4 separate regions of the Mus musculus genome follow, and regions 2, 3 and 4 are each linked to region 1. A link is a loop called in an ENCODE intact Hi-C map of the cell type or tissue named here. Cell type or tissue: gastrocnemius. All regions are shown on one strand. Each heading gives the region's core, and the rest is flanking DNA. Links, peaks and the distances in the headings are about the cores only.

What was found. Peaks named below come from ENCODE experiments on the same cell type or tissue, not always from the same donor. Only the 100,000 strongest peaks of a DNase experiment are listed, where the experiment ranks them.
Region 2: a loop joins it to region 1, with 6 times the contacts of the local background. A loop is called at or near these places in 20 of 42 quality-filtered maps.
Region 3: it touches region 1 in a loop (7-fold over the local background); 35 of 42 quality-filtered maps call a loop at or near these places.
Region 4: a loop joins it to region 1, with 2.4 times the contacts of the local background. A loop is called at or near these places in 11 of 42 quality-filtered maps.

What each region holds. Positions count from the first base shown.
Region 1 is chr17:79,836,949-79,844,640 of GRCm38, reverse strand. No RefSeq gene overlaps it. Among named protein-coding and RNA genes, the nearest start is that of Atl2, 55 kb to the left of the region's middle. In gastrocnemius, for the core only: a CTCF peak has its summit at 3,592; DNase peaks (open chromatin) are centred at 2,504, 3,580 and 4,168.
Region 2 is chr17:79,695,207-79,702,898 of GRCm38, reverse strand. No RefSeq gene overlaps it. Among named protein-coding and RNA genes, the nearest start is that of Cyp1b1, 16 kb to the left of the region's middle. In gastrocnemius, for the core only: a CTCF peak has its summit at 3,514 (motif pointing left); a DNase peak (open chromatin) is centred at 3,521.
Region 3 is chr17:79,657,890-79,665,581 of GRCm38, reverse strand. It overlaps Rmdn2 (regulator of microtubule dynamics 2), which reads right to left. Exons shown (of 11, transcript NM_001368314.1): 5 at 6,109-6,169. The region is part of intron 1 of Gm33006 (a long non-coding RNA gene); the gene reads left to right. Among named protein-coding and RNA genes, the nearest start is that of Gm33006, 6.1 kb to the left of the region's middle. In gastrocnemius, for the core only: a CTCF peak has its summit at 4,066 (motif pointing left); a DNase peak (open chromatin) is centred at 4,061.
Region 4 is chr17:79,712,731-79,720,422 of GRCm38, reverse strand. It overlaps Cyp1b1 (cytochrome P450, family 1, subfamily b, polypeptide 1), which reads left to right and starts at 5,362. Exons shown (of 3, transcript NM_009994.2): 1 at 5,362-5,736; 2 at 6,111-7,154. The coding sequence starts at 6,112. RefSeq lists enhancers at 4,337-4,365, 4,478-4,507, 4,498-4,528, 4,291-4,559 and promoters at 4,291-5,489, 1-5,495. In gastrocnemius, for the core only: a CTCF peak has its summit at 4,663 (motif pointing right); DNase peaks (open chromatin) are centred at 5,676, 6,405, 6,592, 7,684 and 3 more places; H3K4me3 peaks cover 3,297 bases; H3K27ac peaks cover 655 bases.

The DNA of each region.
Region 1 (7,692 bases), core at 1,306-6,305:
GGTGCTTATACAGTAAGCATTTAACCCACCGAGCTGTCTCTCCAGCCCCTCACCTTCATTTTTATCATCACCTGGGGCTCAAAGAGGTCACTTATATTTACCAAGGCAGTCTAGGATAGAAAGCTAGATCTATAGCCCCACAGACAAAGAGGAGAGAACTGTGTCACCACCAGGGAGAACCACACAACAGTGCACTATTAAACAGCATAGTGTAAGGTGACTGCAGGGAAGGGCCCCAGTGGGTGTAGCAGCAGTGGCAGTGGTTTGGTAGCAATATAGATGTTATAGAAGCAGTATTTATTTACTCAGTTCAATCATTTCACAAAACTTATTAGGTAACATGTCATATGTAAATGCCAAGCAGTAATAATGTACCTGTGTAACGGTCTCATACAGGAGGGCCAAGAAAGAAGGCTGTTAAGGGAGAGTATAGCAATTGCAGAAGCACTTGTTTGGTTGGTTTATTCATTCCACAATCGTTTATTGGAAGTATTTATATGCATGGGAGAATGTCAATGAACAAAAGGGGAAAGGATGCTTTTTTTTTTAGGAATGCCAGACAACAACGAATGTATCAAAGCAAGTTTTTATGGTTTGTTAGAGTGTGATAGCCCTTTAGAAGAACAGAACAAGCTAAGTGTCGGAAACAGACAAGAACATTCTATTGGAAGCGGGACAGGCAGGACTCATGAGAAGGGATGAGCTGTGCAGAGAGAGGAAGGTAGGGGATGCACAGACAGGTATATGGGTGTGCTAGGGATGAGTGTGGTGTCATCCTGAAGGGACGGTTGGAGGCAGGTAGGAGAGGGATGGTCGGGGTCCGGGACATGTGGGTCTGTCAGGCTGCTAAAAGAATTACTCAGGAGAATTGGGAGCCATCAGGGCAGGCTGAGCAGCGAGTGCTGGAGCTGTCTGTATTTAACTGGGCTGTTTTGACTGCTGTGTTGAGAATGGATGTGAGGGGGGAGAGGACAGTAGAGAATGTGCCTGAAATCTTCCATGTAAGCAGTCATGACCCTAAGTTAGAGGGAAGGAAGTATATTTTGGAAATGTGTTTGTGAAGTAAGATGCTACACTAAGTGCATGTCCTAGGTAGGAGGCACATGGCTTGTTATTTAATTTTGATCTTTACCGTTGTGTTTGAAAAAAAAAAAAATTCAAAGATAGGGAAGCTGATGCTGAGAGAGGCAAGACCAATTGTCCCCAAGTGCCTTGTTTTTAAATAAACCAGGGTTCTTAGTTCTAAGAACAGGATCCACTCTGGATAATTGAAGCAGGAAGGGAACCATAAAGTTTACTGAAGCTTGCCGAGTTCTTAGGATGCTCAGCAGCTCTTCTTGGAGCAGCTCTGAACCGTACCTTAAAACTAAACATTCAAGGAGCCATAGCGTGATGCAGCTACTGTGCAGGATGGGAACAGCCTTCAGTACCCCTTACCTCATTATCTTTTTTCCTTGGAACACCCACTTGCAAAATAATGTCTGGCTTCTTAAGGTCTCTCTGTGCTCTCCCACTTACCCTATCTGAGAAAGGGTACATTTCTACCAGGGGAATTACCAAAGTGGGGGATGCAGAATCCAAGCTGACCGCAGCTCACCCTCTGACGGTGCCCCACCAACTTCTACAACAGAACACAACTCTCGTATGAAGCTTGGTGTTCCCCCACCTAAAGAGAGGGCCCCAAATCCCTATTTGGAATCGGATTCTGGATTCTTGTGACGCACACGTATATAAGGATGTTCCCAGTGTCATGCTGTCTCCTCACTGAAGTCCCATTTTCTCTCAGGTGGGTAGTTTACTAAGGTACATGGAATGTTGAACTCTTAGCCCTAGTATGAATTGTTTATATTCAATAAACGGAACCCCCAGTAAAGAGGATGCCTGTATCACCAAATTTGCTGTCACTAAGGACGTGTCACTGGATGGCTGAGTCCACCTGGGAACGGAAGATGACATAGACAGTTGTATGGTCTCCAGTCACCTCTGTTGTCTTGCAGGCAATTCTTTGGCTTTATTCACTCTATGGCTTTTAGATACTAGACTCCCAAAGAAGTAATTTCTTGGCAGTCATATATAGAAACTTCACTTACATCTTAGACGTCTGAATGTTATAATTGAGGTGGTTTGCGTGGCCTGTAGGAATTATTTGAAGATTGTTCCTGATTGGTGTTTAGGTGACAGCGCGTGCCTGATGGGCACCAGGTTATTATTTTTCCTTTCCCCCCTTTTTAGTGGATATTTTCTTTATTTGCATTTCAAATGTTTTCCCCTTTCCAGGTCTCCCCTTCTGAAACCCCCTACTCCATCCCCCTCCCCTGCCTCTTTGTGCTCCCTCACACACCCGCCAAATCCCATCTTCCCGCCCTGGCATTCCCCTCCACTGGGGCATCGAGCACCCTCAGGCCCAAGGGCCTCTCCTCCCACTGATGCCAATAAGGCCATCCTCTGCTACATATGTGGCCGGTGCCATGGGTCCCTCCATGTGTACTCTTTGGTTGGTAGTCCAGTCCCTGGGAGCTCTAGGGGGTCTGGCTGGTTGACACTGCTGCTCCCTCCATGGGGCTGCAAACCCCCTCAGCTCCTTCAGTCCCTTCTCCAACTCGTCTATCAGGGACCTCTAGTTTGGTCCAATGGTTGGCTGCGCGCATCCACCTCTGTATTTGTCAGGCTCTGGCAGAGTCTCTCAGGAGACAGCCATATTAGGCTTCTGTCAGCAAGCACTTCCTGGCATCCATAATTGCGTCCAGGTTTGGTGACTGTATATGGGATGGATCCTCAGGTGGGGCAGTCTCTGGATAGCCTTTCCTTTAGTCTCTGCTCCACACTTTGTCTCCATATTTCTTCCTGTGAGTATTTTGTTTTCCCTTCTAAGAAGCACTGAAGCATCCACACTTTAGTCTTCCTTCTTCTTGGGCTGCACCAGGTTATTTCTAAGCATGTATGAATAACAACATTGTAAAATATGTTTGTCTTTCTGTTTTTCCCTTCCTTCCTTCCTTCCTTCCTTCCTTCCTTCCTTCCTTCCTTCCTTCCTTCCTTCCTTCCTATTCCTTCCTACCTTCCTAACTTCTTTCCTTCTTCCTCCTCCTCCCTCCTCCCCCCCTCCTTCCCCTCCCCTTCCCCCTCCTTTTTTTGGTTCACAATTCCACACCTGCTCCGAGTTGGAAGCATGTCTTTCTTGTTCACTCATTCACCCAGAACATATATTAAATGTAACACAGACACTAAGCTACATGTGTGTGGGGGGACACATTAGTGAGCCACATGTCCATGACTCCTCGTTAGGGTAGCAACCTGTGGGTCGAATTCTCCTCGGTGGGGGTGTTGAAAGACTTTCACAGAGGTTACCTAAGGCCACCGGAAAACACAAATACTTACATTATGATTTATATAGCAGTAGCAAAATTACAATTATGAAGTAACAACAAAAATAATTTTATGGTTGGAGGGTTACCACAACATCAAAGGGTCACAGCATCAGGAAGGTTGAGAACCATTCCTTTGAGCCTTTGCTTTCCTGCTTAGGAGGCCGCTAACCAGCCAAACCTCACCATTCCTTTCTGGTTGTAGCAAGGGCTGTAATTCACCTCGAGCCCAGCAGAGGACAGACGAAGCCTGCTTATGAAATTATTCACTGTCGCCTAGCCTTTTCCATATAGTAGATTGTACCTTTGTTCAGCTTTGGAGAGAAACTAGAATCTGGCTTTGTATTTGTGCTTGTTATTTATTTGATTTTAATTGTTCTGACATCAGATCAGAAAACATGTATTTCTTTTTTCTTTTTTCTTTTTTCTGTTTTTGTTTTTGTTTTTTGAGACAGGGTTTCTCTGTGTAGCCCTGGCTGTCCTGGAACTCACTCTGTAGACCAGGCTGGCCTTGAACTCAGAGATCTGCCTGCCTCTGCCTCCCAAGTGCTGGGTTTAAAGGCATGCGTCACCACTGCCTGGCAGAAAACATATATTTCTAATTTATTTATTTTAAAAATTACTTATTTACTTACAGTCCAGCTGTTGCTCCCCCCCCCCCGTCATGGTGCCCCCTCCCACAATTCCTCACCCCATTCCTCCTCCCCCCTGTGCCTGACAGGATGCTCCCCCACCACCAGGCCTCCCTACTCCCTGGAGTCTCAAGTCTCTTGAGGACTCAGTACTTCTCCCACTGAGGCCAGACCAGGCAGTCCTCTGTTATATAGTGCTGGGGGCCTCAGGCCAGCTCATGTTTGCTGCATGGTTGGTGGTTCAGTGTCTGGGCACTCTCAGGGGTCCAGGTGAGTTGAGACTGCTGGTCTTCCTAGGGGGTTGCCCTCCTCATCTGCTCCTTTAATCCTTCCCTTAATTCAACCATAGGGATCCCCAAGTTCAGCCCAGCGGTTGGGTAAGTATCTGGGTCTGTCTCAGTCAGTTGCTGGTTGGGCCTCTCAGAGGACAGCCACGCTAGGCTCCTGTCTGTAAGCACACCAGAGCATCAGTAACAGTGTCAGGCCTTAGTGCCTTCCCATGAGGTGGATCCCCAGGTGGGCTGTCACTGGACCTCCTTTCCCTCAGTCTCTTCTCCATTTTTGTCTCTGTGGTTCTTTTAGACAGGGACAATTCTGGGTCATTTCATCCAAAGTAAAGATTTTTCCTGGTGTAGTTGCTGGAGGAGCTCTTTTAAAGAGGGGATCCTAGTCTACTATAATTCCCCTTAAGAAACAATGCAAAGAAGAATCTGTATAATGCCCAGACACAATCTCTAGATGTCCAATGACAGAATAAAATCAGGGATCCAGAAGTGCAATTGGAGTTTGGGGAAAACAGTTCTGAGGCCCAGATGATCTCTTCAGGGTCTTTCTTTCCAGCTCTTCTTGCCTTGTTGGATTCTGGTCCTTGGAACGGACCCACATGGTTGTCCCAGCTCTGACTCCATATAATGTTCTAATTCAATTACATTCATCTCCTGGTTTATTGTCTGGGTGATAGCTGAGATAGTGGGAGAAACTGTTGGCAACTTGACAGTCAGTTGATAAGCAGATTTGAGACCGGTGTCTTCAGCTGCAGCCAGACCCTGGCTAGAGGGCAGGGTCAGGTTTGAGACCCAGGCCAGAGGACAGAGCAAGTTCTTAGAGAAGGCAGCTGATCTGGACAGGTTAGGTGGACAAATCTCATCTGGTCCTTCACATACATGTACAGCCCAACAGTTTACAAACACACTCACATGCGGTACTTGTTTGTTCACCTGCTTGGTCCTTCTTGTTTACTCAACAATATGTACATGCCCTGTCTACATCAGGTACCAGAGCAGGGATGCTCTATCAGACCCAATGTTTGCCTGAGAGCCTGTTGTCCTTAACACACTTGTATGAGGATTAGGAGTGCAGGTGTGACCAGCAAGTGACAAAGTGACGTGATTACAGGGACAGCAAGCTGAGGCTCATGGTAGACAGAGGAAGACTTGGCATGGGCTTGAGGGACAAGAGGACCAGTGAGACACTAAGTGTTTTGCTTATGTTTACACCTCACAGAAACCAGGAGGTGGGTAAGGAGGATAAACATGGTGTCTGATTTGATTGCTGATAAAACAGAGGTAAGGTAGTTGCTTGGTACCAATGGCATTGGAACCAGGACCACCAGATCTCCTCATGTCTGGTCCAGGACTCACTCACCCTCCTCTGCCCTGGGTTTGCTCTTGACTGGGATAACCACATTAGTGGGGTGCTTGGAAATGTGCTGTGGTCACCTCGATGCCTGTGGGGAAGCTAGGGTTATTAGGGGAGTGTGGGAAAGGAGGGAATGGGGCTATTGTCACTGTCTGAGAAGAGGCAACTGGGGATTAAAATTCTGAACCATGACAGGCGATTCTGGGTTCTGTGACAGCACTGGCAGCAGTGATAGTTCACGAGCCTGTCACCTCAGGCTGGAGAGGCTGAGGCAGAAGGATTGCTTGAGCCTAGGAGTTCAGGCCATCCTAGACAACTTAAGGGACAGAGGGTTGAAGAGAGGGTGGAACACTGATAGCCAGGATGGATAGGGAAAGAGGAGACGTCAGAAAGGCTTTCCCCGTGTCTCAAACAGGCTTCTCCGTTGGGATTTGCAGGAACAAAGATCCAAACAAGATAAGGTAAAACAGGGTCCTCAGTGAATGGCCCTGTCCCAGCACATGACACAGAGAGCTTAGGAAGTCAAGGTGAGGGCGGTTGTCGCTGTCATACCCCATCATTTATTGGCTTCCTTCTCAGCCAGCATCCCTTGAATTGGGTCTCTCCATTCTGTTGCCAAACACAAGCGAAGGTCATGCTGTGTGGACCAGAGGATAGAGAGTCACACACAACTCTTAGACTCCATTCATGCCATTTCCCATCACTAGGAAAATGAAGTCCTCCTAAGACTCAGCTGCCACCTCTTTTGTTCTTGCATTATTTTCCTTGACTTGGTAGTTCATCTGGGTCACTTTCTGTTATAAAAGCAGTATGATAGACTTGTGGAAAATTCCACTTCAGCCCAACACCATGGGCATGACCCACGGCAGCTAATGCTGAGGGGCACTGTAGGTAGCACCCAACTCTAAAACTTGTGGGTCATGATCCCTTTGAGGGGTTGAGCAACCCTTTCACAAGGGTAGCCTGAGACCACTGGACATACCAGCTATTAACATTATAATTCAGAACAGTAGCAAAATTACAGTTATGGAGTAGCAACAAAAATAATTTTATGGTTGGGGTCACCACAACACAAGGAGCTGTATGAAAGGGTGGCAGCATTAGGAAGGTTGAGACCCACTGTTCTAGAAGAAGCCACCTGCTTACCCACCTGTGGCTCCTGCAGAGGCCTGGGGCCCACTCTTTAAAGGAGTTAGAAATTGAATTGGAAAAATTCATCACAAAATCAGCATATGACATCATTAAAAACAGGCTGGAAGAGACAAAGGGGGATTTGGTTTTAAAGCAAGCTGTTAACTTTTGAGTTACCCGCACTCTAAAAGTAAACTGTCCCAGGCACCTCTTCCAGAAAACCTCACAGCCCTAGTCTGACAGATTCAGACCAAAGGACAGAGGAACCTCCTACCAAACACTGGACCAGGGCCCTTTAAAGCCATGAAGACTGTGGCAAATGAGGAATGTTAGAATGTGTCCCAGACTGGCTGAGATTAAGAAGTTGAGACTTGAAGAGTATGAGGTTCTGGGGCATCAATGGGAAACCCAAGGTATCTCAACAGCATCCATGCAAACCTCTACTTGTCCATTCTGACAAAGGTAGTGACAGCTGTGACCAGCAGTAGACGGCAGGCACACAGAAACTCTCTGCACTGTATCAGCAGCCTTCCTGCAAATCTCAAATTATTCCGAAAGAAAAAAATCTCATCAAGGACAAAAAGTCCCTTCTGTGCCCAAGATAACCTTTGGCTGTTATGCTTTCAAAAGCAAGATAGGTTCCCAGCATCAAAACAAATGGTGTCCTTCCTGCTGGGGCCTTGGAAGCATCAATCAGACAGCGATGATCGTTAGGGTCATTTCCTTTGGAGCAGATGGTGTCAAAGACTCCTAAAGTGGGACCATAAGCACGTGGCTCTTCTTGCAACTGTCCGGTTCAAACTGTTGTCTTCTCTCCTGTCAATGAGGAGTGTGTGGTGCCCTCTTTCCACTCGGACTGCACCACAGCGACTGGGAAGGATTCAGAATTCAGAGGCAGAGGGTTGGGGAGATGGTTCAGTTGGTAA
Region 2 (7,692 bases), core at 1,445-6,444, 140 kb after region 1:
CTGAGTTGCTTGGGGTGAGACTGTATGGGAGAGCACAGGTCCTCTGCTGGTCAGCAGCCTGTGTGGAGGTTTCTCTTTTTCTGTATGGAGGTTTACTTTTTTTTTTTTTTGTTTCACCCACACAGTTCCCTGGGACACCAGGCATCAGGCTACATCTAGCTCACCGAGGCCTCAGGGAAGGCTGTGCTGAGGAAGTTCAGGGTGTTCCTCTCCCTTCTGAGGCCATCCATTCTGTTCCCTTGGCTCCTGTGTCACTGCTGAGCTGATACGGTCAGGCTAAAGGGCCACCTTTGTTCTCATACCATCTCCCTAGGCTCTTTCCTCAGATTCCACAGACCCACAGGAAATCCTGCTGCTCTGAGTCTGAGTTTGGCCTTAACACCTAAAGGTAGCCTGGGGGACGATGGACGAAGCAGTAGAAGAAAGGGGATGATAACTCATTGTGTTCTGCAGTGTGGCATCCAGGAACCAGTTGCTATACAAACAAGGTAAGCTCGCCCTCCTCTTCTAACTTCAAACCTCCGGCAGTGGCTCTAAGAAGATCTATGGAGAAGTTGCTATCAGAAACCAACTGCCTGTTTGTCTTCCCCAGACACATCTTAGAGCTCATTTTCTTTGCGACAGTGTGTTGGGGGTTGGACCATTATGTAGACTTGCCCCTGGCTTTGCAGAGCACACCGAGTTCTTTCTACTGTCTGCTACTGTCTGACTGGAGTGTCGATCTCACCTCAGTGAATCTGCTCCCAAGCTCCCCGTTTAACACCTATTGGTTCCCTCTTCCAGGCTCTTTCAAAACCCCACCCCTGCTCTATTCTGTCTCTGTGGGCCAATCCCAGCATGTATCTCAAGACAGCCTAAAGTCAACATGATTTTGTTTTGGGTTTGTGGTCTGTGTCTAGTTCCCACTCCTCAGAGTGTAAATTTGTATGTCTGATTCCCCCACTAGAACAGAGCTTGAGAAAACAAATGTGCTCACCAGAGTTTGTATGATCATCCTTCCAATCTCCCCCCTCCCCCCTCACTCCTCAATCCCCAACAGACTGAGAACTGCCATCCCAGGAATGATGTCTCTACGATGGCTTCTTCTTGCAGGACTAAGCATGAAGCCTTGACCTAAAAACTTATGGAAGGATAATGAGCAGTTGAATGTGGTTTCTCGTCGACTTGGGATGCTCTACTCTGGGAACCTCCACCCCTTCTCCTAGTCCATATGGTCAACTCATCCTGATCTGGCCTTCACCCATAGGGGGACAAGTCAATACCCCTGGTGGAAAACAGACTCAGGTCAAAAGAACAAGATATGAAGCAATCGTAGTTATGTTTAAATTGAATTTGCAAGAACTAAAGTCTCTCAAATACTGCCATCATAAGTTGTATGCTTTCCTGAGTCATTCCTCTGATATGGCAGCTCCACGGGCTAGCACACATCTGAAATCACATCAGAGGTCAACAAACTATGGTCCATGAACCTAATGTGGCCCACCACCTGTGTTTATACAGCTTTCAAGCTGGGAGTCATTTTACATTTTTAGATGGTTGAAAGAAATCAAGAGATGAATAGTATTTCACGACACAAGAACGTTTTTATGAAATTCAAATTTTTATTTCCGTGAATGAAACTAGCTGGAACACAGCCACATTAATTTGTTCTCTTATTGCTCACGGCTGCTTTCATGGTACAATGGCAGAGTTCAGTAGCTATGACAGATACCACATGGCTTGCAATGCCTAAAATATTTAGTATCTGACCTTTTACAGAAAAATCTTGTCAACCTTGGTCTACACGATCAACTTCTCAGGGCACTGACTAATAAGGATAACAACCTTTGCATGCTGGGAAGTATGTTTTGGTTGGCACAGCACTTCCATGTGATTGTTTCTGCCTGAGTCTTGGCTGGCCTTGGAGTTGTGTTAGCACCCAGGCAAGCTGAGGCTGCCTGAGAGAGAGATACAACACCCGCCCCCCCCCACCCCCTAAGCCAAGATCCCCGAAGGAGGCACCAGGGAACAAAAAATATGTCAATTACGCTTTCCACAAAGGCAATATTTCAGTCTCTTTGAAAATGTTGGCTTTGTATCAGAAACTGAGGAACCCAACTACTAGAGGGCAGCATTCAGACCCATGCGCAGGTATTGTGGGTATTTATCCAACACCCACCATTCTTCCGACTTGCTAATAGAGTCTTGGGTATAGGCTGTGTAGACTTTTTAAGGCTCTTGAAAACTGTCAGTGACATAATAGCAATGAGTTGAGCTGAAGTAAGGTTTGTGGCTTGAGGTTTTAAAGGCCTATTTTCTTCTTGATTCTGACCTTTTGATATTTTTAGGGCTAAATCATTACTTTATTCTATTTTTTAACCAACAAACAATTTTATAGATATAATGGGGTACAAGGTAATGACTTGGCATATTGTTTATTGACTAGTGATCAACTCTGTAACTTTCACAGACTTTTTCATTTCTCTATGGGGAGAGAATTCAAAGTCATCTCTTTAAATCTACAATAGTTGATGTTACTTGTAGAAACTGAGCGGGGGCTTTGGAGAGTAGTCGAGAGAGTGTGTGATGGGGAGAGGCCAGTTAATAGACCTGACATTGAAACTAGGAGAAATAATTCTTGGTGTTCTATGGACTCCATGATTTTATAGCTTCTGTGGTGGGCTATAGCTTCAACATTTTTTGCATGTAACCTAAGACATTTGATGGCATCCATCAAATATGTTCCATACGTCAGTCTAACTGAAAAAGCTAGTCTAATCACAAGGGGTACTCTGAATTGTACTTTGGAAAATTCTCATGTGTTCTTACTGTTTTCAATATACTTTACATAATTAGAATATAATTTTATATACAGTGAGGTTCATCCAGCCCATTACTTATTCAACATCTAACTTATGTTTCTAGGTGTTATTATAAAGTGTTAAGAAACGGAATGTCATATAAACAAGCAAATACACTCACTCAGAGATGCCTTTTCTATTGGAAGAAATGTATTTAAACATCCCTAACAGGGTTTGATGAGTGTTTGAAGAGAGATATGGATTAAGAGCTTTGGGAACAATGACCAAGAAATACCAAGAGCTTGTGGGGAGAGGACACTTAAGAGAGGCTATAACAAGTTGGGCAGTGGTGGCTCATGCCTTTAATCCCAGCACTTGGGAGGCAGAGGCAGGTGGATTTCTGAGTTCTAGGCCAGCCTGGTCTACAGAGTGAGTTCCAGGATAGCCAGGGCCTCGTTTCAAAAAACAGAGAGAGGGTGTTTCAAATCCAGTGTGGGGGGTGGAGGGGGGGTGGGGAGGAAGGGAAGGAGGGAGGGGGAAGAGAGAGAGAGAGAGAGTCTAAAAAAGAGGTGTCATGATGTCATTTGAGCTGAGCTGAAGTAGACAATTAGCAGTTTATCAGAGAGATATAATGTTGAGGTGAGAATGATGGTAGGAGGGTTGTGGACAGCCCTGGAGAATCCCTTGGTGACATAATTCTAGAATCCCAATGGACACTGCAATGCTGCCACCTTATGGTGCTCAGGAAATAGCTTCAGGGTGAGTGACTTGGATGTGCTTAGGGTTGGTCTGGGTGTGGTGGGGGATTCGTGTATGCATCTATATGGGCTAAAGGGGTGTGGCAGGTATTGTGGGTACTTATTCAACACCCATCATTCTTCCTACTTGCTAACAGAGTCTTGGGTATAGGTCCCATAGACTTTTCAAGGCTCTTGAAAAATGTTAGAGGCCTAAGGCTAATTGTCATACAGTACATGACTTGCTTTCTTGGGAATGTGAAAAGAACATTTTAAAAGTTGGGGCTGTATGGGTCTACAGAATAGATTCGTCGTTGAGGTATATTTTAATGGGTTATATTAGGGACATGCACGTTCTGATTTAACAGGGAGAGAAGAAACGGAGCATGAAATGTTTGTCTGAGGAAAGCCCTGGGGAAGGGGGAAGACAAGACCTCTGATGTATCAGGACGCGATACCAAACTTCATAGGGCTTGTGTAGCATGGACTTAAGCTCCAGTTTTCAAATCCAGTTTTTTCCATGTTATGAAAATGTGTGAATTTGCTGTTAAGTTTAACCTTTTAAAGTGAGTTTTTACTCCTGGGGACAATGAACTTTATAAGCCTCAAGTTTCTAGAGTGCTACAAGTATTCAAGTAAATGATGCATGCTAAAACTTTAGCTCAGTGGTCGCTGTGGAGAAGCAGGGAACAAAACACCCACTTCCACAGCTGGAGTAATAATTATTAATTGGGAACTTTAGGCCTAGAGGCTGGAAAAGCAAGCAAACAAGACGTGTAAGCCTAGTTTGCCAATGGAGATTTGGAAATTCAACCTATAAGAGAAACGTGTGGACCACAGAACTGAGAATGAAGCCGTCTGGTCCACAGCCTGCAAACTGCCCTCTCAGAGGATACTTAGAGGCTCACAGGAAGCCCGGAAAACACTGTGGACCAGGCTTGGGTCCCCAGGCATCCATGCGACCTTCTCCTTTCCTCCTTCATGTAGACTGTCCTTGAACTCATTCAATCCTCCTGCCTCAACCTCTCAAATTCTAGGATTACATTCATGAGACATCAGATCGATGCTTGGTTCAACTCCTGTTATTATTTTTTTCTGACAAGGATTTTTTTTTTAAAAATCATATATGGAGAAAATACTCAAAAGGTCTGTAATTAAGTGTAATTATACTTACAATTATGTAAATGCACAAGCATCTCCCACGACAACACACTGCCACTTACGTATCTTTTCTCTCAAAAGTAGACTTAGATGTGTAGTAGGTTCTTCCTCTTCAAATCCATTAGCATGTGGAGTTATGTAAACGTAACATTTGTCAAAATGGATATTACTGACAAATGTACTGTACTATCTCAAAGAATGAAACTGAAGATTTACATCTTCAAAATCTATAGAATGAGTCAGAGCTTTATAAAGGGACTGTATTATGCCAAACTCTTTTTTTCTATACAAATGTCTGTAAATCACCAGCCAAAGCAAACAACCAGAATACAACTTCATACTATAATAAGACTTGGATTTTGTTTGTTGCTTCTATACTGTGACATCATTGACATGGAACTTTATGGAAAACTAGGTAACATGTAAGAAAATATTATATAGTAATATACTCAGAGAGATGACAGAAATATATAGGATGCAATGAACATACACCATGAACATAGTTGATATGTATTCATCTATGACAGCTGTTATCTTAAATGTGAAAATGTGGGTGATCTGTAATAGCAACAAAAAAATGAATTAAAAAAAACCTGACCTATGTCAAAAATTTTCAATACAGGATCTCACTATGTAGCTCTGACTGTCTTAGAACTCCCTCTGTAGACCAGGCTAGCCTCAAACTCACAGGCCTGCCTCTGCCTCTTAAGTGTTAGGATTAAAGGCATGCACCAGTGTATCTGGCCCTATGTCAATGTTAAATATAGTTTAAAAGTAAAGTCCCAGAGGCAGGTGTATCATGCTAACACGGGTTAAAAGAAATCTCCAACGGATACATTAAATTTAGAAATACCAAAAGGTAGTTAATACTCAGATGAAGATAGACATATTTGTGAAAGGGTAAATATCCAAGAATATGTATATGAATCTAACAATAGTCTCAAATACATCAAGGAGAAGTCATTTATAGTTCTTTTAAGTAGTATTTTAAGGCTTAGTGATTAGGAATGCTCACTAAATCTCTAGCACCCATGTAAAAATGGACATGGAAGCACTCATCTATAACCCCAGCAAGTCATCACATTGGTCTTTGGCCTCTTTGAGTGCACACCTGTGTTCTCTCTCTCTCTCTCTCTCTCTCTCTCTCTATATATATATATATATATATATATACATACATACATATATATATCCCCACTTTTAGTAACAGATAGATAAAGCAATTAGAGACTCAGTGTTGATACAGAAGAGCACAGCTGTTCTAGCAATGCTCTGGGTCTAGTTGACGTTTGTGGGCCACTCTACACAATACAGCACAGTACACTTTCCACATGGAACATTCACCAAGAGAGGCCACACTCCAGGTAAAAAAATTATACAATTTAAAAATTATAAAAGAAAACTATACAATATAGGCTCAGCCTACAGGATAATCAAGAGAACGATAGCTAAAACAAAATGAAACAAAACAAAACAAAACAACAGAACCAAAACCCAAAGCCCCCCAAAACAAAACTCTAAAGGAGAGTCATCATGTAAAATATTTTGCTATGAGCAAGTGGAGGAAACCCTATTGGGGTATCATTGTTCTGCGGTGCTAAGAGGTAACACTGTGGCCCCCAGCCGGGGAGTCTATGATCAAGTCTGACTAGACCAAGGCATCTCTGCCCCTCCCCATCACCAGCATCTGCCAGTTCCAAGCCCATGTTTGTGATACATGCTTTTTATAATCAGCCCACTTTCTAGGCCGATTCCCTGGTGCCTGCTCTGTGGCAGATTTTATTCTGGATGCTTTGGATGCAAAGCACTGGAGAGCTGTTTCCCATGTGGCTATTGTCTACCTCAGAAGATAAAAGAACACAACCTGGTCCCAAATGCTGAGGTACTTGCTAAAAGGCACAGCCAACTCCAACGGTTGGGATGAAGACAGAGGTAACCAGCCATGAACCATATAGGAGACATTTCAGAGTTACCCAGAAAAGATCTCACTCCACAACGAATATCAAGTTTCCCTTTGGCCCTCTCCCCTAAACACAAAGATAACTAAATCAGCAACACTCAGCTTATTAGATTGTTGGGAAAACCCAAAAACACCCTAAAGAGAGCAAAGTCCAAGTGTTGTACACAGGAAAAATCACACTGAGCAGAATCTGCTCTGGGCTGGAGCCCTTGTGTCTCGGAGACCCTGGGTTGGCCTCCTCCAAGAGCTCCTATGTCCAAGGCAGAGGCCAGCCAGTGGAAAGTCCCTGTCCAGGCTTCAGATTTCTGTGGGCTAAAATGGAGGCTTCCAAAGTCTAGATGGACAAAGAATGGGAGAAAGGGAAGGGAGAAATGAGGAGACTTAAGTGTTGTTGAAAATTGGGAAGGCGGGTACTGACGAGGGTCCTGAGGGCCAGGCCTGTGAGTAAAGAGAGCGAATGCCAGGTTCCACAGGTCCTGCCAGGCCTACAGACTCTGCCAAGCACTGCACACTCATCTCCACAGTTTTCTCTCACCAGCTCATGCCAAATTATCAGCTCACGACTCTTGGCGTTGGTGGTCTCTAGCTCTGGCAGTTAGCGTGACTTGTCTAACCTCAATTTGTTTTTAATCATCTAGACAATGGGATCATAGCCCATGGGGATTAGAAGAGCCAGAGTGTACAAAGTACTATTGGGAGTTCCTCATAGCTGATGGGAAGCTGAGAGTTCACACTAAAAAGTGTTCTGAGACTCTGTGATAAACTGATATCAACTTACCAGCTAGGGAGTGTGCAGCCCGTTCCCTGGGCATCGGTGAGAGAGAGTTGATGGGCAGCTCTTTTCCTGAGCCTTGCATGAAGCCCTGTAGTGTTACCAAGCCCTTCTGAGATCCTGGGCAGGGAGCCCGTTACTGAGTGTTGGTGTGTGAGACTGAGCAGAGGGCTCCTCTCCTGAGCCTTGCATGGGGGCCCTGTGGTGTTACCAAGCCCTTCTGAGACACTGGGCAGGGAGCCCGTTGCTGACTGTTTCTGAAGACATCTATTAAACAAGCAA
Region 3 (7,692 bases), core at 1,762-6,761, 180 kb after region 1:
GTGTTGCTCCTCAGCCTTGCTCCCTCCTCCAACTCTGACTTGGGGTTTTTGTTTCTCCATATAAACGGTGTTCATGATATCACATAAGTTGACAGGATTTTTGCTGGTGATGTATCAAATTTCTGGATTATACTGAGAAAACTGACATCTTGGCAATTCTGGGGCTATGAACCCACAGCACGAACTGGCTCTCCATTTACATAGTTCTCCATATCACTATTAGAGTTTGCAGTTTGTCTCATAGAGATCTTGTACATATTTTATATGTATTTTAAACCCTAAATATTTGAGTTTGGGTGCATGTTACTGCAAATGGCAATGTATTTTAATTTTAAATTTCAATTACATATCCCTAGTATATTAAATTGACTGGGTGTTGTACATTAATTTGGTATCCTGCAACCTTGCGTTGCTGACTAAATTCTAGGGGTGTAAAGGCTGTCACATCTTCAGCAAGGAGTCAAGGTTTTTCCTTCTTGTCCGTCTCTCTCACATTCTTCTGTGCATTCACCAGAATTCTCAGAAGAACCAGGAGAGCCATGGTGTGAGGAACACACCTACCCTGCCTTATCTCCCATGCATATGCGGCAGGAGAGCCACCCTCTTACATCAGCAATGATGCTAGCCATGGCTCCTCTGGGGTTTGTTCTCTGCTAAGCGGAGGCAGTTCCCACTCTTCTGGTTTTTGAGAGGTTTTGTTTGTTTTACTTTCCACGAATAATAATTGTCTGTCCACTGTGCTTTTCTGTATCTATTGATGTCAGCATATGATCTTTCTCCCTCTTCAGTTTATTAATGAACTAACTAGCTGACTTTTACATGTCAAACAGGCTTCTCAAAAGCCCAGGAAAGAATCCACACGGCCACTGTGTATGCTTTTCCTACATCGTTGCGGTTCAGTTTGCTACTACATTTTGAAACAAGTTCTATACCTATAGCCACGAGAGATGCTGGCCAGAAGGCATACAGTGGTGCGGGGCTACACAGAGGCTCTGGAAGAGCTGGCAGAAACGTGGTGTGTTCTTTCCTTAAATATGTGATAGAATTTACCAATGGAGCCTCGTATTTCCTATTATTATTTACCCTATGTCTTTAACAAACAAAGGCCTAAGTTGACTGTTTATGCAACAATTCAATATTTTTGAAATGCTAAAATTCGGCTGCATCATTCCTTCCGAAGACTTCTAGACTATGGAGTATTTTCAGTCCTTCTAAGTTACTATGAGTGAAGAGAAAAGGCAAAGGAATTCCATGAACTATAAACATTATAGGAAGTACTTGTACTCTTTCACATAATGTACCCCTAGGGACTTAGGACAAGTATAATCTGTTCTGAAATCTGTCTTGAGTCTAAAACATTACTTGCTTTCCTCTGTGCCATAAACTCCAAGGTCACTTGTTCGCTTTCCCCCAAAGGCTCATCACCTCCTTTCTTCTAGTCAACTCTAGTTATGATATGTGTATATTATTTTTATAGTGCTCATTTTAAAATGTAATTTAATATTTTATTTCCCAAACTCAAGTCTGACGGGAATCCTGCCTAAGCCACTTTACATGACGGTGAATTACCTCCATCTAGAGGTTATTTGAGGTACTGCTGCTTTCATAAGACTTGCTCATATATAATGTGTACACACACACACACACACACACACACACACACACACACACACGTATATGTTTGCATTGATATTGAATATACTATTAAAAGGGACAGTCATATAGCTTCAACACAACCCTACTCACTTCTTGCCTATTTGTGATTCAGCACTAACACTGTGCACACAGTAGGGATCAGAGGATCACTGTGCACACAGTAGGGATCAGAGGCAGCCTCTTGGAATAGAAGGAGGGCTGAAAACATCAGAACACAACAGCTAAGTTCTAGTTTCTGCTTTTCCACTCATTGTGTGGCTCTGCTTCCTAATCAACACACACACACACACACACACACACACACACACACACAGAGCATTGCTTCTGTATTTAGGCAACAGAAACAGACTGTTGTGTGACTCATATGCTATAAGGAGTGTAGCTATAAGTCATAAACAGTAGAGCACAATAGAGCATGACTCATATGAGAGATATATTTATACCTACAGCCAAACCCATTTGGCCAACATATTATAAATATATTTTATTATCTTGACCCCAGAGTATTTTAGGTTGATATGATAAAGGCAACAGAATCTTACAGAATGCTTCTGTAGTCTTAAAGTTACAGTTGGGAAGTTTTTCCCAAGTTGACCTATAATCCCAGCTATCCAATGAATATTTGTTTTGCAAAACAGATGAGTGGATTTAGCCTTCACAGCACAGTTTGCCATTCTTGTTGACTGAATGAGAAAAGTTTTATTAATGCCTTAATTTACCCTGAAAGACTTCCAGAAGAATAAGATTTTCCCTCAGCACTGTGAGGTGCTGTGGATCTCCCTGGTGCTGTTCGTATTTTGATGCTAATTCTGCTTCTTCGTGATGAGAAGTTGGTCACACACTTTGGTGAGTCCATGTGAACCTTCTCCCCATTTTAACTGGTTGATAAAGATGGCAGAAGCTAATCGGTGAGTGAAGGATAAAGAGGGATTTCCGGGTCCCAGGAAGAAGAGGAGGAGAGAGAGAGGGAGAGGAATTCGGATGAGGCTGTGGAGCATGGAACTCTTGGGGACCGATAATTTGTAGCCTATGGTGGCTGCAGAAGCTAAGAAGGATGGTATAAGAAAATCTTCGCCCGCCCAGCAGTTGGCTGGTTTTAAAATATTGAAGCTGTCTGCTGCACTCAGGTGGATAGGAGAAAGACATAGCTGCAGCTCGGTCATTAGAGGTTTGACAAAGTTAGCTGTTGGGGGCTGGGTGAGACTGTTGCCGGCCCCTGCAACTGCATACATTTTAAAATTACATGCAACAGGGCTAGCTATGAGATCAGTTTATCCACGTGTTATTTCACAAGTCAAAACTTAAGATTCTCTTTCATTCATTACCACAATAAGTTTTAATATTTGATTGATTGAAGGGCTTTCTATTGAGTAGACAGAATACATTTTGAGAGTGAATGTTAAACTGACATTAAAATTTATCAAATTTCCATCAGTTGAATTGATCTTAACATTTTAAAAAATTGATAGTGAATTTAAAAAAAAATTACACGAAATAATTGGATCATTACTTTGTGATGATTTAACTTATTCTGCGAATTAAGTCCTGTTGTCATAATCAAGGTATTAGATTCACAACAAAAATGGAAAGAGGGAGTGGAGGAGGTTAAGGGAAGGCAGGGTAGGCAACATACTGAGGGGGACTAAGTGCTGACTACTGTAGCAAGCCAGGGCTCAGGTACTACAGAGCCGGCAGAGAAGATCCGATATTCTCTGTGAAAACTCAGAACTCACATTGATAAAGGGCCTCACTGAAGACAGTGTATATTTCTCATGTGATTGCTCATGGGTCCAGAGGACTGCTGGACAGACGGAAGAGCAGAGAAAGGCCAAGAGGAAGAAGAGGGAGCAGAAGTGAGAGGAAGGCCTCGGAAGGAGGCGTAGGGAGGAGAAGAGGAAGTCAGTTAAAGGGGAAACACGAGTGTTTGCTTGCACCCTGATCTTGCTGACCAGGTCCCAGGCACCCAGTTTCAAAGATGAAGAGAGAGGATAGCGTTCTCAGTACAAACTCGTTTCAAGTACTCCTCAAAGTGAAGGAACACAAGTGCTTTATCACGCATGCCAGTTTTAAAGTATACAAGATGATCTAGGCAAGCTAAGGAGAGATATAAAATCCAAGACGCCTACACATTGCAGTGATCTTTTAAGTCTGTACCAGCGAGTTCACCTCTCAGTTGCCCCCTCCTCCGGCCTTAACTGAAGCACCAAAGTGTGAGCTGCCTTCCCACTCTGAAGTAGCCTCTTCAGGGGGCTTCCACCAATGTATGCCGTGCCGAAGACCAAGTCACATGTTCTAGCTCCTTAAGCTCACTTCACATTTTGGCATGTGTCTCTTAGAAGTTGGAGTACACAAAAACTACTGGATTTTGTTCAGAAAGTTAAAGCAAGTCCTTGTGAATGGAGCGCCCCCTGCTGATGACAGAATAAACAGACAGCTTTGCTGTTAGGAATCTTGGGAACAGCGAAAAGATAGCTGTTTTAGATAGATTTTGCCTAGGGATGTCCCTAAAGAAACAAAATAGCCCCGGAGAGGGTAAATTTATGAAAAGCTACTATGGTGGTTTGAATATGCTTGGCACAGGGAGTGGCACTATTTGGAGGTGTGCTCTTGCTGGTCGAAGCGTGTCAAGTGGGCAGTGGCTTTAAGACTCTTTCACACTAGCTGCCTGGAAGCCAGTAATCTGCTAGCAGCCTTCAGATGAAGATGTAGACCTCTCAGCTCCTCCTGCACCATGCCTGCCTGGACCCTGCCATGCTCCCACCTTGACGATAATGGACTGAACCTCTGAAACTTTAAGCCAGCCCCAAATTAAATGTTGTCCTTATAAGGGTAGCCTTGGTCATGGTGTCTGTCCACAGCAGTAAAACCCCAACTAAGACACCTACATTCAAGAAATGACCATAAGTTAATTTTCTGCTGTATCTAGGGTAACTGTGTGCTCATTTAGCCTGGGAGAGAAACAAAGCCTGAGGTGGTGGCAACAACTAGGAATCTAAAAATATAAAACTGACCAACAAATAAAAGGAAGGATAATTTAGAACAATATATTTTTCTTTGCTTTTTTTCAGTGTAGAAGGAGGACACATCCCTTTGGGGGGGGGGAACAAACAAACAAAAAAACCCCCAAAAAAACAAAGCAACCAGCCAGAACCAGGAAGTGGCTTTCCTCCTTTGCTCCAAAGTTCCCCATCCTATGTCACCCAAGTTTGTCCCCGGTTTGGTGATCCTAAGTCACAGACTGGATTTCCCTTGACCTGTGGAATTTGTTTCCTGTTACTCATCAGGTTAAAGAAAATGACCCCTCACTTCCAATCTTTGGAACACCGGTGCCACATTTTGCTCAGAAACATGTCATAACTTTAGTATATGTTTTCAAAAACCTATATCTAATTAGATTTAATTATAGTTTATCCTCAAAGGCATGAGACTTGTTAGGTTCTCAGGAACTACTCAAATTTAGAGCATAATCTAAGGAGAAATATGTGAGAACAAATGTAACCATGACACTACCCACTGTCTTTTTCTGCGAGCGAGCGAGGAACCGTGGCTGGTCAGTTCAGTGCAGCAATGTGTTAAATTTATGAAATTCTTAGGCAAATGGACGGAACTAGAAAATATCATCCTGAGTGAGGCAACCCAATCATAAAAGAACACACATGATATGCACTCACTGATGAGTGGATATTAGCCCAGAAGCTCAGAATATCCAAGATACAATTTGCAAAACACACGAAACTCAAGAAGGAAGATCAAGTGTGGATGCTTCAGTCCTTCTCAGAAGGGGGAACAAAATACTCATGGGAGGAGTTACAATGTATGGAGCAGAGACTGAAGGAATGACCATCCATAGACTGCCCCACCTGGGGATCCATCCCATATACAACCACCAAACCAAGACACTATTATAGATGCCAACAAGATCTTGCTGTCAGGAGCCTGATATAGCTGTCTCCTGAGAGTCTCTGCTAGTGCCTGACAAATACAGAAGTGGATGCTCTCAGCCAACCATTGGACTGAGCACAGAGTTCCCAATGGAAGAGCTAGAGAAAGTACCCATGGAGCTGAAGGGGTTTGCTGCCCCATAGGAGGAACAACAGTATGAACCAGCCAGTACCCTCAGAGCTCCCAGGGCTAAAGGAGTACACATGGAGGGACCCATGGCTCCAGCCGCATATGTAGCAGAGGATGGCCTTGTTGGTCATCAGTGGGAGGAGAGGCCCTTGGTCCTGTGCCCCAGTGTAGGGGAATGCCAGGACTAGGAAGCAGAAGTGGGTGGGTTGGTGAGCAGGACGAAGAGGGAGGGGACTGAGGTTCGGAGGTGAAACCAAAAAAGGGGATAAAATTTGAAATGTAAATAAAGAAAATATCTAATTTTAAAAAAGGGACACCCTGCGGTGTGGAGAGAGGCATGCATACTGGGGAGGTAGGGCTGCGGGGACCCCGCATGCTTACCACAGATGGCAGTGTCCATTCATGGGCGCTCTGGTAATAGCTCTCTCTCCTAAAGTTTTTCCTGAAAGACAGAGAGACAGAAGTTTAGTGTCATTATAGGAGTGGGTAGGAAGTAGAGTCTCCAGTCAAGACAGTGGCTCCTAAGTCGGGTCCTGAGGTGGAAAGTGTTTGTTCCCCTTGTGCTTGTCAGATGAGGTCATTCAGCCCAGGGTCAGTTGCTTCCTCTGGGAGTCGGGTTCTTGATCTACGTTTTACCAGCTTCCAAGCACGGTGCTTGTAATCAATTCAAACATCACGTGCTGAATGCTTATTAGCTACTGTATTGTGTGAACATTTGGGGATAAGACATCACATTAGAGCTGGTCCATGACTTCCAGGGCCCAAAGTCCTCACTACACAGCAAATCCATAATCAGGTAACCTGATCAATTAGAGCAATGTCAAGAGAGCACAGCGTGTGTGAGGGCGGGGACCGGCCAGGGAGCTGGCCTGCTCAGTCACGACAAGAATGGGTTCAGGGAATAAATGGAGCCCTTAAATTATTATCCTCAGTTTATCAACAAGGAGATTTTGATTATTTGGCATTACTAAAACATAGGAGATTTTTAAAAAGATTTTAAGTAAATTCATAATGTCAGTACAGTTCAAATTTGTTGTTTTATGAATTAAAGAGTTATAATGATTTGAAATTGAGGTGAAATATTTGAGCAGGATGGCTGTGGCATATGCCTTTAATCCCAGCACACAGCAGACAGAGTCAGGCGGCAGATCTCTGTAGGTTTTAGACCATCGTGGTCTACACAGTGAAGTCAGAGTGGGACTCCCTGCTGATAAGATAAAGCTGATTTCGAAAGACAGTCTAAGGTCCAAAGTGACACACTGTTTTTCCTCAAAGGTACTATCTAAGTTTTTGCTTAAAAATAAGTAGAAATGTCCTTAGTAAGCTAAAAGATGAATGCATGTCAGTCTTAATTTTATATAAAGAGAAAGGGTAATGTAGGCATATTTATCCACATAAGGGTTATAATTTCAATTTAAAAGATAATGCTTTTTCTGTTGCCAAAAAGGACCCCCGCCCCGCACCCCCCAGGGAAGATCTATTTTGCTAGTCAATGTAAGACCCAGAATTAGGGTTAGGACAAGGCTCTTTGCTTTTATCTTTCCAGAAGAAGAAAAGCGTCCAACTAAGGAATCCTAAGACCACTGGACAGAACAAACATAATACTGTTAAGCTTACTAACTGTATTGCATGCTAATTATCAACTTGGCAACACAGAATACAAATGTGTTTTGTCAGAGGAGATAAATAAATCAAATGAACATACACGTCCTGGAGTCGATGTGATATTGTTTTAAATGTAAAAAGATACGGGATTAATGTCAATTGAGGTCTAAACGTGATACCCCATCATTTTATCCAACAGGACACACTGACAGACTGACTAGTTTAAACCGGCACAGACCGGGGCTTGCTACCCCTTTTGAGGAAGGGTGTCATGCTACCCTGAACATGTGGAAAGTATCTCCTCGGAAGACTCCCCCGGGAGGATTGACAGCAGCTCAGCCTAGTGTGAAATACACAACC
Region 4 (7,692 bases), core at 2,693-7,692, 130 kb after region 1:
GAGTAGAGACTGGGAAAGGTGGCCTCAGAGGGAAGGAGCTGTGGCAGCTGGAAATGGATGTAGGGAAAGGAAAGCGAGAAGGGAAGACTGAGGGGATAGGTCCTAAAGGAAAAAAACCAAGAGAAAAGAAGGAAGCTGAACAGAGTCAGAGGTTGATGGCAAAGGCAGTGTTGCGGCTGCACTATCTGCAGTGTCTAGGAAGTCACAAACCTTTGAGTGGGTGATGCAAGCTGGAGACTGAGGACAAGATCAGGGTAGTGCGCATGGATTAGAGTTCTCCTTTCAAAAGCAATCAAAGGATGCCAAGCAAAAAGACTCAGGCCTGTTGACACTGTTAAGAAGTCAGGGACAGAAACAGTCCTTTTCCCTTTTGTTTTGAAATGAAATACTTATTCTGTGCCATTGCGTCTTGGGTCTGTGTGCTTGTTTTTTATTTGTACAGGGGCTCAATAATGAGAGTTTGCTCAAAAGAGAACTTGGACTTGAAAATTTGAACAATATGGGACTCTTAAGATTGGGGGAACTTTTGGAAAGGGGCCAGACACATTTTGCACTATGAGAAGGTCATGGTATCTTGGGGGCTGGAGAAGTATGTTATTGGCCTTTAATGAAAGATCTCCCACAGGCTCATATAGTAAGGGTTTGGTCGTCCCGTCCACCCCCCCACCCCCCCACCCCCCGCTAGTGGCACTATTTTGTGGACTGGTGGGAACCTCATGAAGTAAGGCTTCACTGCCAAAAGCTTGGTCACTGTGGTGTACAGGGTGTACCTTTCACAGTCTGACCTGGTCTCCAGGCCCCTACCCACTTTGCTTTCCTTATCTGCTGTGATGTAAACAGCCCTCGCCACATGCTCCCAACTGCCTGGTGTGCCATCTCACTACAGTAACACGGAGCCAAGTGACCACAGCCTGGACCCTCTGACACCATGAGTGAAAGGAAGTTCTCCCTCAGCTGCTCTGCTATCACCGCAGCGCCAAAGTCCGACCAACATGGATGGAGACCCTCCCGCTGGCATGACAATTCCAAAACAAACGTTTTACATTTTTAAAATCTCTGAACTCTGGATGTGTCATGTAGTCAAAGGCACCATTACATGCGGCTGTTCCCCACCTGTTAGCTTACCACATACATTAACAAACAATGGGTCCTGGGGTCAGATGGAATGCCTCCTTCAGTTTAGTGGTTCTCTTTGCTGTCTTCCAGGAAGGAGAAACAGACTCAATACAATTGGAACACACGCTTAGTGAGTTCTAACATACAGTATACACTGTCTGATGCCCCCTGCCTCACATTGGAAACTTAACCTGAATCTGCATTTGTGCTCCCCACCCTGCATAACAAGTGCCTGATCACTATTCTCCCAATGTCAGGGTTGTTGGAAATAATAACTTCTTTTTCCTCATGTTCCTTTCTGTGAGCATGCTTGTATGTTTGCAGTGGATTGGAGGATCACACTGCTTACCTATAACATCCACTTAGAGGTGATAAAGGGCAGAGCTGTCTTGGGTGTTGTGTTGTCTCTAGAGAGAATCCGGCTATTGCTGACTTGTAATAAGGACAACAGCATCATAGTAACAATGGATTTGTATTATTTAACTTGATGGCCGTGATGCTCAGGATGCATGGAGTGCATTTTGGAGGCTCCTTGGCTTCCGGATGTTTTGCCCACTTTTTTTTTTCCCTTCTAATTATAAAACAAGCCCTTAATCACAGTGTGAAACCCAATGCCAATGTGGCCCGTCTAGGACCTTGAAAGAGATGTTTTCTCTCAGGGCCTTCATCTGAAGGCTGCCTGTGGCCACAGTCTCCATCTGTGAAAGACTTAGAAGAACAAAGAGCAGAGGAAGCAGAGATGAGGACAAGCCACCCTGCCTGGGTCATCTTATGCCCTGAGGTATTGCTGCTAGCCTTTGCCACAGGAGCTGGTATGTTCTCTGTATAAGCTGAAACTGTGTCTGGGAGTTGGCACACTATGAAGCATTTTAAATCCCCACTTTAAACCACTTCCCAGCTTAACTGGTCTTTTTGGAAGTTATTTGCAGGGAAGAAAAGAAGAAAAGAGGGAAAAAAGAGAGAGAGAGAAAGAAAGAGAGAGAGGGAGGGAGGGAGGAAGGAAGGAAGAAAGGAAGAAAGGAAGAAAGACTGATTCAAGGTTGAGATCTGGGAGGAAGAAATGCTGCCTTCTGTATTGTTGACTGAGAAGAGATTTCTAGGTTGAGAGCCACAGGTTGGTTGAGAAATTATGGCATTATCCCAAATACAGATGCTTGGTTAAGAGAGAACAGAACCAGATGGATCAGAAATACATACCGGTGCTTGGATTTATCTGAAGTCATCTCACCTCAAACCCCATCCCCAAGTCAGGTTTTCTTTGTGCAGCCTTCAATGTCCTAGAACTTGCTCTGTATACCAGGCTGGCTCTGTGGACTAGACTCCCAGAGATGTCCCTGCTTCTGCTTCCTGAGTGCTGCAGCTGCCGCCGCCACCACCCAGTTTCTATGAAGTGTTTATTGGGGACTAAGACTCTTCAGTGGCACCTGTAGCCTAAAAGCCCAGGTGGCCAGGCACACTCGTTTGTCATCTTTGATAAGAGCCTATCTCCCTGACACCATCTGTCCAACTGGTTCCTCTCCTTTTTGAGGCATGCCCTAGAACAGGAGCTGCGGCCAAGGACAGCGTCTGCTGTGGCAGGCAGGCGTGCACGTGATGATCTAAAAGCTACATAGCATTTGTTAAACATGAGGTCTTAGTTTAGCTTTACCCCTTGTTTTGTGCATTACAATGGAAGTTGATTTGGTTTGAAGGCAGCTTCTACCTACCTTATCTAATTCTGGCAGAGATGCTAGGAGAAAGGCTCTGAGTACAGATGGTTAAGTCCTAAATCTCTGGACAGGGTTCTGCTAAAGCCGCACACTGGAAGGTCACCACAAACTTTCTTTGGAAGAGCTTCTTATGGTTTTCGCATGTGTCTCCCCAAAGCGCATGCGCTGCCACTTTAATTTCTCTGGGTAGTGGTGGTGCTTAGGGGGAGCTTCTAGATACTGGGAGCAAAGAACGTGATGTGTTAAAATGGTTCTCCTGAGTGTTCTGCTCTCATGGACTGTAGCGGTGGCTGCCCTTTACCTTCGCCCTCCTCTCAGGAGCTGGTTTCATGTTCTTGGAGGACTTTCCTGCCTCTTGAACTATGATCTCATGTAAACCCATTGCCCCCTTTGATACATGGACCAGTCTCCAGCATTTCGTTACAACAGGAGAAAGACAAACCAAAACAGGTATGTTGGACCAGTGCAGCTCTGAGAAACCAATGGTTATTAGTAAACTAAGACACACTTGACCCACGTCATCACAGGAGAGCTAGACTATAGTATATATAAAATCTCATTCAGAAAAGACTGCAAAAGTTACTGAAAAGACTTATAAAAAGGCCTTTTCTTAGCAGGCCAGGAATTTTATTGAAAGATGTTAGACTCTCTTTCAGACATTTTCATTAAGTTCCTTTATAATGTAATCAGTTGTTTTAATGTCAGCTGTGGGACAACTTCTACTGGCCTTGCTCTTGGCCAATTCAAGGGCAAAGAGTGAGCATAGCTTTTCTCTGTGAGTCTTATAATCCTCAGTCATGAAAACAAAAAACAACATCCTTTTGGCTGATTCAAAACTTATTACACTTATGTACACGCAAGTGTGTGTGCTTTGGCATGGGCGTGGAGGTGAGAGGATTACTTGAGCCTTGTGCCCTGTGGCATCTAGTTCAGGTGGTCAGTGTTGTTAGCAAGCACCATTAGCTGTTGAGCCTCTGGCCAGATCCTATGCAAATTTTGTTTTGGTTTGTTTTGCTTGTTTTGTATTGTTCAGCAAGAAACTTGTTGATCCTCTTAAGGGTGCTTTTAATAGACCCGTATGAGGGATTTGGAGTGGAACTTTGTGAGTTTAAATCCTGTCTTCACCTATAGAGAACATTGTGATTCAGATAATAGTCTCATAATCTCTCTGAATCTCTTTATTTGTAAATGAGACAATAACACAACGCTGGGAACGGGTTATCCAGAGATCACACCAATGACCTGGGGCTACAATTCTTCCTTTATTAGAAGCAGTCTACCTCTTTCTTGGGTTGCCTTTTCCAGAGCCTAACAGAAACCTTGTTCTCTCAGGTGTTTTGCACGATACCTTGCATTGACCATAAACAAGAGCAGTTGCTTCCCAGGCCTTTTGACATCCTTGGCTTTCTCTTTGAAGAAAGCGTCCCCGAAGCTAGTTTGGGAAACAAGCTGAGTGAGTGGGGGTCGACCAGTTGGCTGCGATCGAGCATCCTCAGGGCAGGCCCTGCGGGCGGCAGCTGTGCGTGCGCCGCCAAGGGTGGTGGCGGCAGGCACCCCGCCCTTGGCCGCCGCCTCGGCGTGTCAGGTGTCGTGAGAAACGCGGGAGGGGCGGCCGCGAGCAGCGCCCAGGGAGATGACTGGAGCCGACTTCCCAGAAGCGGCGCACGCAAGGCACAGCTCCGCACGCAAGGGGGAGGCGACAGCAGAAACTTTTCAACCCAACCGTTTGTTGGCGTACAGAGCCGCCTCCTCCTCCCACTCACCGCCCCCTCTCGGGTCTGGCGCTCCAGGACTGTCTCTGGTGCCCAAGCTTGGATCACTGCCTGGGGCGACCTGAGCTGTCACGCGTGTCCAGCAGGTGGCAGAGTTCCTGTCGTTTCAACGCGGGAAGCCTTGCCTTCTGAGAGCTTTGTGTGCAGAAGGATGGTGCACGCCTTGGGGCGGGAGAACTTTAAAGGTTTCCAAATCTCAGAGGTAGAGATCTGTGCACACAAAGGGCCGCGGCCGTGGGGCCAAATGCTTTGTAAAACCTTAAGATAAAGATAAATGCAAGGCAAACCAAGCTGTCCTGATATTAAAATAGCAAGTTTCTTTTCCTGGCTCGGTGCCTAAGGATCATGAGCAAGGCACCAAACTCGAGTCACCTGGAGGAGGAGGGCGTGCTCCTGGTTGAGCTTTGCTCCAGCGCGCAGAGGCGTTGGAAATTCTGTCCCAAGCTCGGTTCTGAGGAAAGCGTGGGGGTCTTGACTGGGGGGTGGGGGGTGGGGAGGATGACTGACGACAAGCCCTTGTCGCCAAAGGAAAACTTTACAAGGCGGATCCTAACAAAGCTGCCAGCTATTGTTTCAGGAGGGTCCCAGCCAGAGGCGCGGATTTCCCACTGGACCACCCTGGGTCACTAAGCACGGATGTGAGACCCAACTCACAGATCTGTGGATTTTCGCAGTGCGTCCCGCCCCTCACGCCCCACCCCCTAAGGTCCCGCTTCCTCCAGTCTCTACCCAGTCCTTAAAACCCCGGAGTAGAGGGATGGCGCATCGCCTCTGGGGTGCGTTGCAGACACCTCTGCGACGCCAGCTTGAAAACTGCCAGCGGGCTGGGATTTAACTCCACTTTATCAACTCCCACCCCCGACCCTTCTCAACTGCAACCCCAACTCCGTGAGAAAGCCCTGACTTTGCGGGGTCCCAGGTGCAAACTTGAGACACTTTTGTCCCTGTCCTCCATCCTAATCTAAGTTTAGGCTCTGATTGAGTCAAGAGTAGGTGCTAAAGCAGCGGGCCTCAGGTGTCTAGGTCTCGGGGTCCCTGGGGACTCTCAGGTTGAAGCCTTGCCAGAATCTGGGCAGAGGCTCCAGAGCTTCTCCCAGATCCCGCTGCTCTACACCGCTGGAAACCACGCTTCATCGCAGGTCAGTCTGTCCGCGGAGCCACTTTCCTGAGGTCTCTTCAGGGCAGTTCTTGAAGGTCAGGGGTGGGGGTATTAGGTACTTTAAAAGAAACCTGCCTCAGTGTCTGCCACCCACCGGCATTGTGTCGGAATTCTGGGAACCGTTAGGCAGCTGGGGATTTGGAAGCCGATAGGTCTCTGCTGGAGGCTGAGTTGGGTAGGAAACATAGTTTTAAGCATCTTGCCCAGAAAGCTAGCCTTTACCTGAATTATGCACTGCCTCCTCTCTACTCAATCCCAGGGTAAAGCCCCATGCTGGGGCCGAGACGCGGGACGGAGGGCACTCTTTTTTTCCTTTGCACACCTGAGTTTCACGGTTTGCCTTTGTGTCCCCAGCATGGCCACCAGCCTTAGTGCAGACAGTCCACAGCAGCTGAGCTCGCTGTCTACCCAGCAGACCACTCTTCTGCTACTCTTCTCCGTCCTGGCCGCCGTGCACTTAGGCCAGTGGCTGCTGCGACAGTGGCAACGGAAACCGTGGTCCTCGCCCCCAGGTCCCTTTCCTTGGCCACTGATCGGAAACGCGGCGGCTGTTGGCCAGGCGTCGCACTTGTACTTCGCTCGCCTTGCAAGGCGCTATGGCGACGTTTTCCAGATCCGTCTGGGCAGCTGTCCCGTGGTGGTGCTGAATGGAGAGAGTGCCATCCACCAGGCCCTGGTGCAGCAGGGCAGCATCTTCGCGGACCGGCCGCCCTTCGCCTCTTTCCGTGTGGTGTCTGGTGGCCGCAGTCTGGCGTTCGGTCACTACTCTGAGCACTGGAAGACGCAGCGACGCTCGGCCTATAGCACGATGCGTGCTTTCTCCACGCGCCACCCGCGCAGTCGCGGTCTTCTCGAGGGCCACGCGCTGGCAGAGGCTCGAGAATTGGTGGCAGTGCTGGTGCGGCGCTGTGCGGGCGGCGCCTTCCTCGATCCAACGCAGCCGGTCATTGTGGCGGTGGCCAACGTCATGAGCGCTGTGTGCTTCGGCTGTCGGTACAACCACGACGATGCGGAGTTCCTAGAGCTGCTCAGCCACAATGAGGAGTTCGGGCGCACAGTGGGTGCGGGCAGCCTGGTGGATGTGCTGCCCTGGCTGCAGCTATTTCCCAACCCGGTGCGCACCACCTTCCGCAAGTTCGAGCAGCTCAACCGCAACTTCAGCAACTTCGTTCTGGACAAGTTCCTGAGGCACCGCGAAAGCCTGGTGCCCGGGGCTGCTCCTCGAGACATGACGGACGCCTTCATCCTCTCTGCCGAAAAGAAAGCGTCTGGGGCCCCTGGCGACGATTCCTCCGGGCTGGACTTGGAGGATGTGCCTGCCACTATTACGGACATCTTCGGAGCCAGCCAGGACACCCTTTCCACCGCGCTGCTGTGGCTGCTCATCCTCTTTACCAGGTAAAGCCTCCGGGAGGGCTGGGTCAGTCCTTCTTTTCCTCCTTTGAAAAAAGGAGTGCCTCTGGGCGCAGGGTTTGAGGTTTCGCGCTGCGTCGCCCCCCAACCCCCAATTCCTCGAAACTGAGATCTCAGGTAAGATAAGGCCGGGTTCAACTGGGCAGGCCAAGACATGTGCTCCCCCTCTATAAGTGTTGCCAGGACTTTCCAGCATCTCTGATGTTGCGCCCCACTCCCTATCCCCCCTTCCCCGTGATAGGGAACAAATGTATTAAGAGTCCTTCCCCACAAAAAAAAAAAAAAAAAAAAAAAAACCAACCAAACAAACAAGCAAACAAACAAACAAACAAACAAACAAGAATTTTACTGTGCTGGCCTATCAGCTTTGAGCCTTCCGTGGCTCAATAGAAGCAAAATTGGACCGGTTCCAAGTTTAAGGGGAATGCAGTAACTAAACACAGCGCACAGCGGGTCCCAGGGAGGCTGTGGGCCCTACTTCCAACTTCGGGCAGGGTTCTGTTACCAGGCTAAGGAAGCCAGC